Linked DNA regions of Homo sapiens: region 1 is linked to region 2. Evidence: read pairs that join two places in POLR2A ChIA-PET (ENCODE). Cell type or tissue: Panc1. All regions are shown on one strand. Links, peaks and the distances in the headings refer to the core of each region. The heading gives the core; the rest is flanking DNA.

Evidence for each region. Peaks named below come from ENCODE experiments on the same cell type or tissue, not always from the same donor. Only the 100,000 strongest peaks of a DNase experiment are listed, where the experiment ranks them.
Region 1: POLR2A ChIA-PET joins it to region 2 with 7 read pairs; 9 of 35 experiments call an interaction of 5 or more read pairs at or near these places.

Annotation. Positions count from the first base shown.
Region 1 is chr21:34,048,966-34,057,305 of GRCh38, reverse strand. LOC105372790 (a long non-coding RNA gene) reads right to left here. Exons shown (of 4, transcript XR_937681.3): 4 at 5,358-5,595. Among named protein-coding and RNA genes, the nearest start is that of MRPS6, 20 kb to the left of the region's middle. In Panc1, for the core only: no CTCF peak of the experiment used is centred there; no DNase peak of the experiment used is centred there.
Region 2 is chr21:33,949,421-33,957,760 of GRCh38, reverse strand. All of the region lies in intron 2 of LINC00649 (long intergenic non-protein coding RNA 649), which reads right to left. Among named protein-coding and RNA genes, the nearest start is that of LINC00649, 22 kb to the right of the region's middle. In Panc1, for the core only: no CTCF peak of the experiment used is centred there; no DNase peak of the experiment used is centred there; H3K27ac peaks cover 2,098 bases.

The DNA.
Region 1 (8,340 bases), core at 288-8,287, 99 kb before region 2:
GGAAAATTCAGGAAACAAAAAAATGCCCATAATCCCACAATCCAAGCTGAGCCACTGTTGACACTTTAGAGGTTTCTTTCTAAACTTTTATGGATATGTGTTATTTAATCAGACGGTACATATAATTTTATATTCCATTTTTTCATTGATATCTAATCATGAGCTTGTCAATGTTTTTAACTAACATTCATAACTGTTATTTAGACTTGCTGTGTTATATCCTACTCCAGGAAATGCCGGTGTCCATTTAATCTTTCCCCTGCTCTTGGATGTTTCAGGTGACACTTTTTCACTCTTCATTTGTATAGCAAATCCCTAGATGAACATCTTTGTTCTCTGGCTTTTTCTGCATTTAGGAATGCTTCCTTTGCTTGGCCTTCCAAAGCGGAATTTCTTGAAACTGATGGCTTCTTGGGTCCATTGCCAAATGTTTTTTTTCCAAATAGGGCATCAGCAGTGCTGAGCAGGCCTCGGGTTAGAATCAGAGCTAGGGGGCCAGGCTCGGTGGCTCACGCCTGTAATCCCAGCACTTTGGGAGGCCCAGGCAGGAGGATCACCTGAGATCAGGGGTTTGAGACCAGCCTGGCCAATATGGTGAAGCCCTATCTCTACTAAAAATACAAAAAAATTAGCCAGACATGGTGGTGCAGACCTGTAGTCCCAGCTACTCAGGAGGCTGAGTCAGGAGAATTGCTTAAACCTGGGAGGCGGAGGTTGCAGTGAGCTGAAATCACACACTGCAGTCCAGCTTGGGGGACAGAGCGAGACTCCATCTCAAAAAAAAAAAAAAAATCAGAGCTACGGGAAACTGAGGCCAGCAAGGATCCTGTGTTCTCAGTACCCGAAACACTGCAATAAAATTTCTCCAGGGCTAGGCCAGGAGGTCAGAAGATCTAAGAAGTGGAACTAGGGATGATTGGAAATGCCCGAATCATGTGGAATCAGTGCCAAAAGAAAGTAAGTAATGAGTCTAGACATGTAATTGCCGAAGTGCATATGGTGCCTCCAGCTGTACCACCCTGAACAGCTGATTGCTCAAGTGCTATACAGTAAAGACCAAGAGGTGGAAAATTACAGGCAAAGTACAGGTGAAGGCCAGGACCCCAGGCACATATTTTTAAAAGAAGCTCTGGCCGGGCACAGGGCTCACTCCTGTAATCCCAGCACTTTGGGAGGCCGAGGTGGGTGGATTGCCTGAGGTCAGGAGTTCAGGACCAGTCTGGCCAACATAGTGAAACCCTGTCTCTATTAAAAATACAGAAAACTAGCCAGACATGGTGACATGTGCCTGTAATCCCAGCTACTCGGGAGGCTGAGGCAGGGGAATTGCCTGAACCAGGGAGGTGGAGGTTGCAGTGCACCGAGATCACACCACTGCTCTCCAGCCTGGGCAACAGAGCGAGACTCTGTCTCAGAAAAAAAAAAAAAAAAAAAAAAAAGAAGAAGAAGCTCTAATCTCCTGGGTGGTGGCATGGAAAGTTACTCAAAGGCAGAAACCGCCTCATCCCAATGGTTCCTGAAAGCCACCTCACCCTGCACTTCGCCCAGGGAACCATATAAAAAGGGAGTTCCAGCATCCACTTCCTTCTTGGTTCCAAGCTGCCTGCCTCAGCCCATTCCTCCCACCTCATTCTATCTTGGATTTTATTTTTTCAGCTTCCAACCTGGGCATTCTTTCACTATTGCAGGTGAAAATGACAAGGTCCTCTTGCAGCTGCCATTGATTCCCCCAAACCATAACTTGTTCCACCCCCCCAAACCATAACTGGTTCCACTGCCACCAGCTAGCCAGCTTTGGGTCACCTCTGCCGATTCCTTCCATCTGCCCCCAAGACCACTGCTGTGCCCACCCCACAGGGCTCCCTCTCTGAGTGCTCTCCTCCTACTGTCTGGTTTCCAGCACTGCCCAGACCCTGCTGATGTCCAGACCTTCTTCCAGCCCAGACCTGTCTCCTGGCCCCAGGCCCAGGTTTTGGCTGATCATTAGACATTTCTACCTGGGTGTTCCAGGTGTCAGCTGAACCCAGTATCTTGCCTTTAGGCTGCGCCACCTCCAGTCTCATGTCCTGTGAATGGCCCCACCACATACCCAGGCCTTGTACCAGAAATCAGAAAACCTCCTAGAGGTGACCTTATTTCTTACTTCCATCCAGTAGGTCACCAAGGAGCTCTCAAATCCATTCCTTCCTTGCCACCCACCTCACTCCACAGCCCTCAAATGCACTCCCACACGCACTTGTTTACCTGCCTCACTGACCCGGGTCTTCCCTCTTCTACTCTCGGGCTCCCAGAGTGGTCCTTCTCAAACAGCATGTTGATCAGATCACATTTCTGTTTACGTAAAACTCTAACTGCCTCCTGGAACGAGGGGTACTGGGGGTAACATTCCAAATCCATTCATTCATTCACTCATTCAGGAAATATTTACTGAGGGCCTTCCATCTGACAGGCACCACACTAGCACTGGGAACCCACTGGAAAATAAAGCAGACATGGGTAAGTGATGTCCACTGATATCAGGGTCATCTACGAAGGGCTGCACCATGCACACCGAGATTGATCCCTCACCACATCCCAGCTGTATTCTCCACCGTTAAACTCACGACCCTGCAGCTCCCGAAGCATGGTGCTTCCCTACCCAGAACAAGTTGCTTCTCCAGCCCTATTTACGCTTCCCTATTCTTTCTTTGGATAATCACTATTTGTTCTTCCCAACTCAACTGTATTCTCAGCTCCTCTCGAAAGCTTTGCCAACACCCTTCCTCATCCCCCTTCAGATCTACCTGCCCTTCCCCTATGTCACCAGCACCTGTGTTTACCTCCATAATTGTATTGACCACACAGTGTAGTGACACTGTTTACTTGCTTATATTCCCTTTCCCACCCACTTCCTACACACACATACACACACACACACACATTTATGAGCCCCTTAAGATAAGGACCTGGGTGTTTTTATCACCGGTGCCTAAAAACGACTGGTATATGGTCTGTATTTGGTAAACAAACCATGTGAAGATAACACAGATCATTCTTACTTTTGAGTTAATAAAATATTTGTTGACTACATTTATTTATATAGTTCATTATAAATGCAGGTTAATGTCTTGGTCACCTTGGATACATTTAATAAACTTTTCAGAGTAGCATGAAGTTCACTGGGCCAGATTTTTATTGAATGCCAACTATGTGCCAGGCATCATTTTGGCACAGGGAATATGGCAGTGAAAAAATTAAAGTCCCTCTACTCTTAAGGCTTCTATTCTAGTGGGAAAAGGCTGACTGTAAACACATAAATAAGTGGAAATCTCAGAGAGTGATAAATGCTATGAAGAAAACATCATAACGGGAGGAGGAGGCATTCTTGGAGGTGGGAGAGCAGCCTCCACATTAGCTGGAGTGATTTGGGAAGCCCCTCTTTCTTTTTTTTTTTTTTTTTTTTGATATGGAGTCTCACTCTGTCACCCAGGCTGGAGTGCAGTGGCACGATCCCGGCTCACCACAACCTCTGCCTCCCGGGTTCAAGCAATTCTCCTGCCTCAGCCTCCCAAGTAGCTGGGATTACAGGTGCCTGCCACCACGCCCAGCTAATTTTTGCATTTTTTATTAGAAATGGGATTTCACCATCTGGGCCAGGCCAGTCTCGAATTCCTCACCCCAAGTGATCCCCTCACTTCGGCCTCCCAAAGTGCTCCTGACCTCAGGTGATCCGCCCACTTTGGCTTCCCAAAGTGCTGGGATTACAGGCTGGGATTACAGTGAGCCACTGCACCCGGCCTGGGCAGGCCCCCCTTAAGCCCAACTTCCTCATCAGTGAGTTGGGAATGATGACGGTACTGAGGTGCTTGGAGACTTAGGAGGATTACATGAGAAAATATGAATACAGCACCAACACTTAATAAAAATTGTCCTTATTGCAGGGTTTTTGTTCGGTTTTGTTTTGTTTTTGAGACAGAGTCTCGCCCTGTTGCCAGGCTGGAGTGCAGTGACATGATCTCGGCTCACTGCAACCTCCACCTTCCAGGTTCAAGTGATTCTCTTGCCTCAGCCTCCCAAGTAGCTGGGATTACAGGCGCGTGCCACCACGCCCAGCTAATTTTTTTGTATTTTTAGTAGAGAGGGGGTTTCACTGTGTTAGCAAGGATGGTCTCGATCTCCTGACCTCGTGATCCGCCCGCCTTGGCCTCCCAAAGTGCTGGGATTACAGGCGTGAGCCACCATGCCAGGCCTATTGCAGAGTTTTAAGCAAGGAAGAAAGATTATCTAATTTACACTCTTTTTTTTTTTTTTTTGAGACAGAGTCTTGCTCTGTTGCCCAGGCTGGAGTGCAGTGCCACAATCTTAGCTCACTGCAACCTCTGCCTCCTGGGTTCAAGCAGTTCTCCTGCCTGAGCTTCCTGAGTAGCTAGAATTGCAGGCACACACCACCACACCTGGCTAATTTTTTCTATTTTTAGTAGAGACAGGGTTTCACCATGTTGCCCAGGCTGGTCTCAAACTCCTGTCTCCAACTCCTGTCAAGCGCTTCACCCGCTAAGCCTCCCAAAGTGCTGGGATTATAGGCGTGAGCCACTGCGCCTGGCCCCTAATTTACACTCTTAAAGGAGCATGCCAACTGCAGATGGAGAATGAATGGTAGGGGTGGTAGGAGAGGGAGGCCACCCCCGGAGGCTGTGGCGATGGAAAGAAAGATGAAGCTTCTTTCTGTTTCTAGAAGCAGATCTAGTCAAGTATCAGAGATTTACTGACATGTGCCACTGGAAAGGCCAAGTTTAGAAGATAATCTCTTGGACACGAAGAGCACATTTGTGCCTGATGGAATGTGTGAAAACATGCCTGTATTTCCTGCCACACACATGTCCTGCATCAAGTTCTACCATGATCGTCACACCTGGGCCATCGTTCACATCTGCTTCTAAACGACTGGTACAACTGTGTGTCTCTCTTTCTACTGTGCCTGGGCTGTCTCCTTGGGGTTTCGTTTTCATCTCTAAGTCTATTAAATTACTCCTTAAGGTTTCATGAGTATTTCCCCTGCAGTTTCCCAGAGTCCTACAAGCTGCTCAGCCATTGTTATCTTTTGAGACTTTTAAAGCTTTGATTAACTTAATAAATAAAAACACAGTTCTTGAGACAGGGTCTCACTTTGTCACTCAGGCTGGAGTGTAGTGGTGCGATTTAGGCTCGCTGCAACCTCGACCTCCTGGGCTCAAGCAATCCTCCCACCTCAGTCCCCAACCAAGTAGCTGAAACTACAGGCAGGCACCACCATGCTCAGTTAATTTGTGTTTTATTTTTAGTAGAGATGGAGTTTTGCCATGCTGCCCAGGCTGGTCTTGAACTCCTGGACATAAGCAATCCGCCTGCTTTGGCCTCCCAAAGTGCTAAGATTACAGGCATGAGCCAATGCGCTCAGCCTAAACACATACAATTCTAAACACTCAGAAATGCACACAATTCTTATAAACATGATCTACCCAGCACCTGTTCATGGTGAAGATTTTGAATGTTATTGGAGCGAGGTTTTCATGTGATCATCAAATGTTGGCCCACTCGGTGGCTGGACTGAAACACGAAAACTCCCGAAAGCTCTGCCTTAGGAAACACAATAATATATATGTTTGTTGAATGAATGAGTGAATGAACAAATTCTTAAAATTTATGGCAACCCCAAAAGTGGAAGTAGGAAAGAAATGTTCAAGGAACATTCTAGATGAAGCTGCTCAATACCATCTCCATTGTGATCTTGGGGGGCCTGGCTCAAAATTCTAGGTTTGCTCATCTCTTCTTCCTTCCCTCCCCTCTTTCCTCTCTTCCTCCTTTCTTTCTTCTTCTTTTGTTTGTTTTTTTTATTTTTAGTTATACCAGTCATACGGATAGCCCTCTCAGCAAATACTCAGTCCCTTCTCTAGAAGTAATCACTGTTTTTAGACTGGATGTATGCCTCTGAAATTAATTCTATGTACTTCTATGCATGATGACTGTGCTGTATATGTAAACATGTATAGCATTGTTTTGATATACATGTATTGCATTGTGTGCATCATTCTGCAGACTGTTTTATTTTCTCAGTGGTAATGGTACAGCTTCAAAAACTCTCCAAATCTCTATGTATAAATCTACTTCATGTTTAAAGACTGATACTCAGCATTTCGTAATTTACTGTACTTAGTATATGTAACCATTCTGTTTTTTCTTTTTATAATTGTGTGTGCGCATATGTTTGTGTGTGTGTGTATGTCTGTGTGTGTGTGTGTGTATGTGTGTGTGTGTGTGTGTGTTAAAACAAATATAGAACAGGGAAAAAACAAAAATGTATCGCTCAATGGTTTATCCCAAAGTGAACATCCATATAACCCTATTCAAGAAATAAAATATTACCAGCATTCCAGAAACCTCCTCTGTATTCCAATCACCATACCATCCCTCTCTGATTAAAGTAGCCACTACCCTGATTTTTATGGAAGTCATTTCCCTGATTTTTTAAAAGACAGTTTTACCATCACAACTTGTATTCTTAAATATTAGAGTTTAGTTTTGCTTTTTGAATTTCATATAAATGGAATCTTTCAGTACACCTTCTTTTGTGCTTGGTTTCTTTCACTCAAAATCATTTTTGGAGATTTCTCCATGTTGCTCCATGCAGCCAAGGTTCATTTGTTTTCGTGGAGTTTCTACCTTGTTGCCCAGGCTGGAGTGCAATGGCGCAATCTTGGCTCACCGCAACCTCCGCCTCCTGGGTTCAAGTGATTCTCCTGCCTCAGCCTCCCGAGTAGCTGGGACTACAGGCATGTGCCACCACGGCCAGGTAATTTTGTATTTTTTTAGTAGAGACGGAATTTCTCCATGTTGGTCAGGCTGGTCTCAAACTCCTGCCCTCAGGTGATCCGCCTGCCTCGGCCTCCCAAAGTACTGGGTGTGAGCCAGCTACTGTATTTTATTCAGTAAATACACCACAATTTATTTATCCATCCTACTGTTAAGGACAATTGGGCTGAGTAAATTCTGAGGCTGTTGGGAGCAGCTCTGCTTTAACTGTTCTTGTCCGTTTCTTGGTGCCCACGTGCATGCATTTCTATTGGGCACATATCTAGGAGTGGAATTGTTGGGTCATAATATACGCATATCTTCTACTTTAATAGAGAATGCTAAACTGTTTTCTCAAAGTGGCTATGTCAATTTATTCTCTTACCAGCCATGTATGAGAATTCCCTTTGCTTTACATCCTCACCAACAGTTATTATTATCAGTCTTTTTAGTTGTAACCATTATGATGGATGCATAGTTGAATCTCATTGAAACTATAAGTTCTCTGATTTCTGATTTATAGGTTTATTAATCTGGATAGCCTGTTTTATGAAGTACCCATCCCAGTGTCTTGTCCCTTTTTCTACTGGGTTATCTTATTCTTACTGGCTTGTAAGAGTTTTGTGTGTGTGTGTGTGTGTGTGTGTGTGTGTGTGTGTGTGTGTGTATTCTGAATAGTTGCTTACCTTTTCACCCTCTTACTGTCATCTTTTAATGAACAAAAATTCTTAATTTTAGTGAAATGTAATTTTTTTAATAGTTAATATATTTTGAGCCCTGTTTAAGAAGTCTTTATGTACACTAGAGTAGGAAGATATTATACTACGCTATCAACTAGAAGTTTTATTTTACCTTTCACATTTAGATCTGCAATTCACCTGAAATTGAATTTTACATATGGTGTGAGATAAGGATCAAGTTTAATTTTTTTCCATATGGATATCCAGTAGTCCCAGCACTATTTGTTGAAGAAAACTTTGTGAAATATCGAGTGTCAAAATACGCATGAGTCTGTTTCTAGATTTCTCCCTTCTCTTTGATTGATCCATTTATCTACTTATGCATATATATATATATATATATACTATGTAAATGGCTGTGGTTTTATGATAACCTGATATCCAGTAGAGCAAATCCTTCCATCTTTTTATTCTTCTAAAAAGTGTTTTGCTATTTTGGGCCCTTTGAATTTTTATACCTGTATGTTCTTTTGGATATTTTACGTATACTATGATACCATCTATGAATAATGAGTTTTATATTTTCCTTCCCACTTCATATATCTTTCATTTCATTTTATTGCTTTTCTTCGTTTGTCTAGGAGATTCAACACAATGTTTAATAGGAATGAGAGTGGACATCTGTATCTTATTCTCATTTTCAAAGAGAAACCTGTCAACATTTCACCATATGTTTGCCATAGGTTCCCCCAGATAACCTTTATAAGATTAAGGAAGTTCTCTTCCATTAAGAATATTTTTTATGAACGACAAATTTTATCAAAAGCTTTTTCTGCATCTCTGGGATAGTCAT
Region 2 (8,340 bases), core at 33-8,032:
TACAATGTAATAACAATAGAAATAAAAGGGCACAATAAATGTAACGCACTTGAATCATCCTGAAACCATCCCCCTACCCAGGTCCATGGACAAATTTTCTTCCATGAAACTGGTCCCCAGTGCCAAAAAGGTTGGGGACTGCTGCCCTATTATCTAGTTCCCAGGGATCCATTTTCTCAGTCCTCTGGCCAGAAATACAGGGTTTTTCTCAGGATTTTAGGTCCACAACTAGGCTGCCCTCAGATCAAAGTTGGGAAATAGAATGGGGGAAAATGAGAAATTCAGCTCTGAACAATTCATTCTTCAAGTTTTGACTCCCTTCCTCAGTCTGCATGCTATGACTTTTCCAAGTCTTAAGTATTTTCTGCTTTTAAAAGTTTTAGTTATAATCAGTGGGAGAGAGAGAGGCTTAGAGGTTAGACTCCTTCTGGATCAGGACAGGAAGCTGATCTCTTATTTAAGGTTGTTTTAAGCACTACATATACCGCTGAGGCCCCTAATATGTCCCTCCCCCATCCCCTTTTCCTCCTTCCAACTGCAGAAAAACCTACAGCCTGAATGTAGGATCTATTGCCCCCATGTATTTTATGTTTTTTATGAAGATCCATGAATATGGTATAGTATAGTTTTATGGGTTTTTAAGCTTTACATAAATAGCTTCATGATATAAATATCCAGTACATGGTCAAAATCTGTATATTTTCTGTATCTGCTTAGAAAGAATGTATATTCTCTAACTTTTTTCAGTGGGGGGCGGGGTGGTTGTTGTTTGAGACGAAGTCTCGCTCTGTTGCCCAGGCTGGAGTACAGTGACATGATCTCGGCTCACTACAACCTCCACCTCCCGGGTTCAAGCGATTCTCATGCCTCAGCCTCCTGAGTAGCTGAGATTACAGGTGCCCGCCACCATGCCCAGCTAATTTTTGTATTTTTAGTAGACCCGGAGTTTTGCCATGTTGGCCAGGCTGGTCTGGAACTCCTGACCTCAAATGATCCACCCACCTCAGCCTCCCAAAGTGCTGGGATTACAAGCATGAGCCACTGCACCCGGCCTATTCTCTGATTGTTGAGTGTAAAATTACACATATAATTATTGTTCAAGCTTCTTATATTGTTTATATGTTCCATAATCATACTAATTCTCTGTCTTCTTGGTTTATCAATTACTATGAGAGGTATGTTAAAATCTCTCACTACAAGTATGGATTTGTCTATTTTTCCTCCTAATTTTGTAAAATTTTGCTACATATGTTTTAAGGTGATCTTGCTAGGTCAATGGAGGTGAATGTATCTTAATGAACTGTTCCTTTTATCATATGTAGTGACTATTTTTCTCTTTAAAGTGTTTTTATACATGTATTAAAAAGTCCATTTTGTCTGTTATTACTATAGCCGAACTAGTTTTCTTTTGATTAGTATTCCCCTGGTGTGTATTTTCTACCTTTCTGCGTCACTCTCTAAACAAGAGGCATACTAGAATACTAGACTGCATGTGCGTGTGTGTGTGTGTGTGTGTGTGTGTGTGTGTGTGTGTGTTTAACCTATTCTAACAATCTCTTTTTTTTTTTTTTTAGACAGGGTCTAACTGTGGTGCCCAGGCTGGTCTCAAACTCCTAGACTCAAGCAGTCCTCCCACACCATCCTCCCAAGTAGCTGAGACTTCAAGCCATGAGCCACCACACCTAGCTTCTGTCTTTTAACTGAATAATTTATTCTATTTATATGCATTATGATTACTCATATATTTAGTTTTATTACCATTGCTTTATTTTATACTTCCTACTTACTCTGTCTTTTCTTTGTTTCTTTTCTCTGTCTCTTGGATTGTTTGAGTTTTACTGATTCCTCCTTTATCCTCTAAACTATACATATATATTTTTTTAATTCTGCTCAAGAGTAATCAGACTGATTGATTTTTAGGATTTAAGTCTTAAACCAATTCTAAAAAATTTTTAGCCAGTTTCACTTTGACTGCTGCCTCTTCCCCATTACCTTTTTTTTTTTTTTTTTTTTTGAGACAGAATCTCGTCTGTCACCCAGGCTGAAGTGCAATGGCACAATCTTAACTCACTGCAACCTCCATCTCCTGGGTTCAAGTGATTCTCCTGCCTCAGCCTCCTGAGTAGCTGGGATTATAGGCTCCCACCACCACAACTGGCTAATTTTGTATATTTTTTAAGTAGAGATGGGGTTTCACCATGTTGCCCACACTGGTCTTGAACACTTGACCTCAAGTGATCCACCCACCTTGGCCTCCCAAAGTGCTGGGATTACAGGCATGAGCCACCATGCCCGACCCCATTATCTATCTTCTTACCTTCTGGAAACCCCATTACATGTATATTAGAATTTCTCATTCTGTCCTACTTGTCTCTTAATCTCTCTTTCATATTTTCCATCTCTTAATCTCTCTAAACTGCTTTCTGTGAAATTTCCTGTACCTTCCAAGTCCCTAATTCCCCTTCAGCTGTCTCTAATCTGTCCATTGAGTTTTTAATTTTAATGACTATATACTTTTCATTTTTATTAATATTATTCTTTTTCAAATCTGCCTCCTCCTTTTAATAGTCTTATTCTCTTTATCAATTTTCAATTCCTTTTTAAGTCTTTAATAATTTTAAATATATTTATTTTATAGTATATTTGATAGTTCTATTATCTTAAGTTCTTGAAACATAATCCATCAGTTGCTTGGTCGGCTGACTCTTGCTCATGGTAAATTGATTCCTCGTATGTTTTGTAATTGGATTGTGAACTTATATTTAGTAGGACTCTGTTTGTAGCAATCTTCAACTGCCTGAATTGAGGGAATGTTCCTCCAGAGAAGATTTTTTATTGCTTCTGACAGACATTGCAGGGATACCATCACTGCTTGATACCACTTCTATATTAATCTTTTATCTTAAGAATTCCCAGACCAAATGGGTAATATACATTTGAACCTTGAACCTACATGAAGAATTTATAGTATGTTACGTACTGAATGTTTATGTCCCTCCAAAATTCACATGTTGAAGCCCTAACCCCCAATATATTGTATTTGAAAATGGGGCTTTGGGGAAGTAATTAAGGTTACATGAGGCCATGAAGGTGGGCCTTTCATGATGGAATTAGTGCCCTTATAAGAAGAGACACCAGGGAGCTTGCTCACTTGCTATCTCTTGCGACACACCCACAAAGAAGAGATCATGTGAACACATAGCAAGATGGTGCCCACCTAGAAGAATAACCATCTCCTACACCAGGAAAAATGCTCACTAGGAACCAAATTGGCTGGTACCTTCATTTTGAACTTCCCAACCACCAGAATTGTGAGAAATCAATTTCTGTTTTTTAAGCTACCCAGTCTATGTTATTTTGTTATGGCAGCCTGAACAGACTAATAAATAGTAGCATCCAAAAAATCACAAACCTAGGTATTAACATAATGGAAGTTGTGTAAGAGCTCTACCATTCAATATTGGAAGATTCAATATTATAAAGATATAAACTCTCTACAATCTGGCATATCTAGAGTTTCTGTGTAATTCTAATAAAAATCCCAGCGGGTTTATTGTGAGCGTGCATGGAAATTGACAAGCTCATTCTAAATTTTATATGAAAATGTTAAGGGGCAAAAAGAACCAAGACAATCTTAAAGAAAAACAAAGTTGGAAGACTTTCCCTATTTGATATCAAGACTCATTATAGAATGAAGTAATGGTATACAGTAAGATAATGTCACAAGGATAAACAAATAGACCATTGGAACAGAATCCAGGATCCAGAAACTGACCTATAGATATACGGTCTCTTGATTTACAGCAATGGTGACAATGTAACACAAGAGAAATAATATTATTTTCAATAAATAGTGTTGGGTCAGTTGGCTATCTAGATGTAAAAAAATTAATACCAACCTCTATATATTTTTTTAAAACTATATATACAAAAAAAGAATTCAAGATGGATTGGATTGTAGCTCTAAATTTGAAAAATATAAAAATAAAGCTTCTAAAAGAAATCACAGGAAAATATATTATTTTGGACTAAGCAATATTTCTTAAGTAGGTCTCACAAAGTAATAACTATAAGGAAAAAATAAGAGACTTGAACTTTAATAAAATCAAGGACATCTGCTTATCAAAAACACCATTAAGAGAACGAGGCCGGGCGTGGTGGCTCATGCCTGTAATCCCAGAACTTTGGGAGGCCGAGGTGAGTGGATCATCTGAGGTCAGGAGTTTAGACCAGTCTGGCCAACATGGTGAAACCCCGTGTCTACTAAAAATACAAAAAATTAGCCAGGCATGGTGGCGGGCGCCTGTAATCCCAGCTACTCAGGAGGCTGAAGCAGGAGAATCGCTTGAACCCAAGAGGCAGTGGTTGCAGTGAGCCGAGATCTCGCCATTGCACTCCAGCCTGGGCAACAGAGTGAGACGCCGTCTCAATAAAGGAAGAAAAAAAAAGAGTGAAAAGGCAAGCTAAAGAATGGGAGAAGATATTTGCAATATATTTATGGTCACCAGGATTTATATTTCAAACAAATCTATAAATCAAGTATAAACTGTAAATCAGTAAGAAAAATACAGATGACCCAATAGAAAAAATGAGCAAAATACTTGAACAAACACTTCATAAAAGCAGGTATCAAATTGCCACAATACATATGAGAAAGTACACTCTCATTCATCATCCTAGAAATGCAAATCCAAGGTCAGGCACAGTGGCTCACACCTGTAATCCCAGCACTTTGGGAGGCCGAGGTGGGCAGATCACAATCTCAATCAAGAGATCGAGACCATCCTGGCCAACATGGTGAAACCCCATCTCTACTAAAAATACAAAAATTAGCTGGGCATGGTAGCACACACCTGTAGTCCCAGCTACTCAGCAGGCTGAGGCAAGAGAACTGCTTGAACCTGGGAGGCGGAGGTTGCAGTGAGCTGAGATCATGCCACTGCACTCCAACCTGGTGACAGAGTGAGACTCCATCTCAAGAAAAAAAAAAAAGAAAGAAAGAAATGCAAATCCAACCAGAGTGATTAAAATAAGCCTGAGGAAAAGACAATACAAATTGAGGATGTGGAGCAATTAGAATGCTCCTACACTGTTGTCATTGCTGTTGGACTTTTTTTTTTTTTTTTTTTTTTGATACATGGTCTCACTTTGTTGCCTAGGCTGGAGTGCATTGGCGCGATCAAAGCTCACTGCAGCCTCCATTTCCTGGACTCAAGTGATCCTCCTATCACAGCTTCCTGAGTAGCTGGAACTACAGGTGCACGCCACCATGCCCAGCTAATATTTTAATTTTTTGTAGCGATGGGGTCTCACTATATTGCCCAGGCTGGTCTCAAACTTCTGGCCTCAAGCAATCCTCCTGCCTTGGCTTCCCAAAGTGTTGGGATTACAGGCATGAGCAATAGTGCCTGGCCCATATGCTGTTATTTAAAATGAACAGCAACTTTGAAAAACTGTTTAGCAGTATTCTCCAAATCTGAGGTTATACATACCTAAATTCAATAATTTTTCTCTTAAATATTTGTTCAACATAAATACCTTATGTGCAACAAAAACTCACATACCAGAATGTTCTAAGCAGCACTATTCACCAATATTCAAAAACTGAGAGTCACACAAATGTCCTGGATGAACTTTCAAACCCAAGTGCCCTGCTTCCCAAAACCAGCGTGTACACCCCCATCCCCAAGGGATACACCACATCAGTCATGTACTTGAAGCTCTGACTTCCAGTTCACTCTTCATTTGGCCCCTACAGATTTGCTTTACTTTCTTATGAGCTCAGTTTTGCACTGAAGAGGCTGCATGTGACTGTTCATTCAGAACGTCAGGAGGTTTTGCAGCAGAAGTATTACAAGATTACATAGTTCCTGATATGCCTCATCATCTTTCCATGGCCCTGTCTAGCTGTGAAGATTCTTCCTGGCCCTGGTTTTGCAGACTAAAGATAATATTTTGTTGTAAAGCGGAGAGAGCAGAGAGAAAAAAGGAAGATACTTTCACTTAACACCGAAGGGTCGGGGGAGCATGGTTGGGGTAGTGTCTCTCCCCTAGTTCATCTGCTGAGAGGCTGCAGTGAACCTTGTCCACATCCCACTGGAGAACCAATGCCCTGCCTGGCTGGAAATCAACACCCTGGCTGTCCTAAGGGCTCATCTCTGGTTTGATGAGGTTGACAACTATTTCTAGAGGCTCCCATCACCCAGCTGAGCAGCTGTCCACCTCCCTCAGGTCTCTGGGTGGCACTGGGCAGGGCTGGAATCTAGGCTGCCAGGCACCCCTGACTGAGATGTGCTGAGAGGGTCAAGCCTGGAGAATCCCTCCCACCTTCTGCTTTGCCCCTGGCTCCTGTATGGATGCCCTTCAAGGTCACGCCTCTCTCTGATAGAGGACTCAGTTTAATTACCAGGTGCTGCTTGGACTTCTCGTGTCCTAATTTTCAAATAGCCCACAAGGCCCCAGGCCGCATGTAAACAGGCAGGGAAAATAGTAGCTCCTCCTGAGTGCTGTGCATGGCCCCAGAGGCCGGGATGACCAGTTTTCTGCTGACCACTTCTTTGTGGTTGAGTAAAAAGGCCTTCGCATTTCGGGATAGAACTGAGGTTCCTTAGGATCTACTGTCATCTTCAACCTGTGGCTAAAGAACAAGGGCTGGTGAACAGGGAGATGCTCAGGTCATAACAACAAAAACAGGTGACAGTGATGAAGTATCCTACATGCCAGGCACGGTACACAGGGCTTTACATGGGTTAGGTCATTTAATTCTCAAAACAACCCGAAAGATAGAGATATAGACATACATACATATGTATATATGCGTATATATACACACATATATTATAAATAAATATATATTATAAATTAATGTATAATTATATATTATATATAATCCCATTTGTGATTATTATAATCATATAATTATATATACACATATTATAAATAAATATATAATTATATTTTTTATATATATATATAAAATTCCCATTTTTCTGATGAGCAACTGAGACTGCCAGAGGTATGTGACTTGCTCCAAGTGACACAGTTAAGTGACAAACCCAGGACTGAGCCCCAGAAAATCTGGCTCACATCCTTGACCACGGTTCTAGGTGTGATCTTTTGTCGCTGATCCCAGATTCTACGTCACCTCTAGCACATGTCAGGCACTGCCCCTGGCGGACCCTTTCCACCCTTCCTGCTTTGCTGTCTCAGTGGACCCTTCAGTAGGTGTGTCAGCGGGAGGGGTTCACAGAACACCTCTTTGGCGGGATCTCCAAAAGCCCCTCCTCATTTCCCTCTTCTTGACCACCAACGTGTCCCTCTCCCTGCCCTTTTAGCTGGGGTCTCCTGCGTGCCTGGGCCTTTCTGTCTCCTTCTTATTTACTTTGCCCAGCAACTACTATAACTTCTCACCTGGCTCTGACCCACACAAACCTAGACCAATCCCCCTGTTTCCCTCTCCACCTCCTAAAGAGTGGGGTGCCCAGCTGGACCATAACGACACAGCTGCCTCGGGCTGGGGTTGAGGGGCATCCACTTGGTTCTTCCTTCACTGGGAACGCCAGACCAGGAACGGCCCCAGCTTTCCTTAAGGAGGAATGGTTTCTCTGAGTGGAAATGGTACGCATTCTGCAGGCACTAACCATCTTCAGTGGTTGTGGTTTAAAACTCAGAATGAGAAAGCCACCTTCAAAGAAGCCATGCCACACATTTCCTGTTTAGGAGCTCAGCCTAGACTAGATGAGTGCTCACGCCTATAGTCCCAACACTGGGAGGCTGAGGCGAGTGGATGGTCTTCAGCCCAGGAGTTTGAGACCAGCCTGGGTAACACAGTGAAACCCCATCTCTACCAAAAAAAAAAAAAAAATTAGCCGGGTGTGGTGGGACTCACCTGACTCACCTGTACTCCCAGCTACTCAGAAGGCTGAGGTGGGAGGATCACTTGAGTCCAGGAGACTGAGGCTGCAGTGAGCCATGATCACACTACTGCACTACAGCCTGGGCAAGAGAGTGAGACAGTGTCTCAAAAAAAAAAAGAGCTCAGCCTTGATTGGGCATCAGATTTAGTTCTTGCTTAATGGCCCAGAGCAGCATAAAGCATGAAGCATGACAGACATGTCAAAAGCAGGCCTGGCAGAGTCATCCTCCTGGGCTCCTATGGCATATCCTTCACGCTGGCCAGGCCTCAAATCCAATTCCAGGTCTTGACCACCACCAAAGCCCTGCGGTCAGCCGAAGGTTCCTGCCAGCCAGCTTTGTTCAGTTATCTACTTATTTTTACCCCTAAACCACCCCAAAAAAATAAGCAGACTGACTGTTCAGTTAAGGAGGGACATCAGTCCA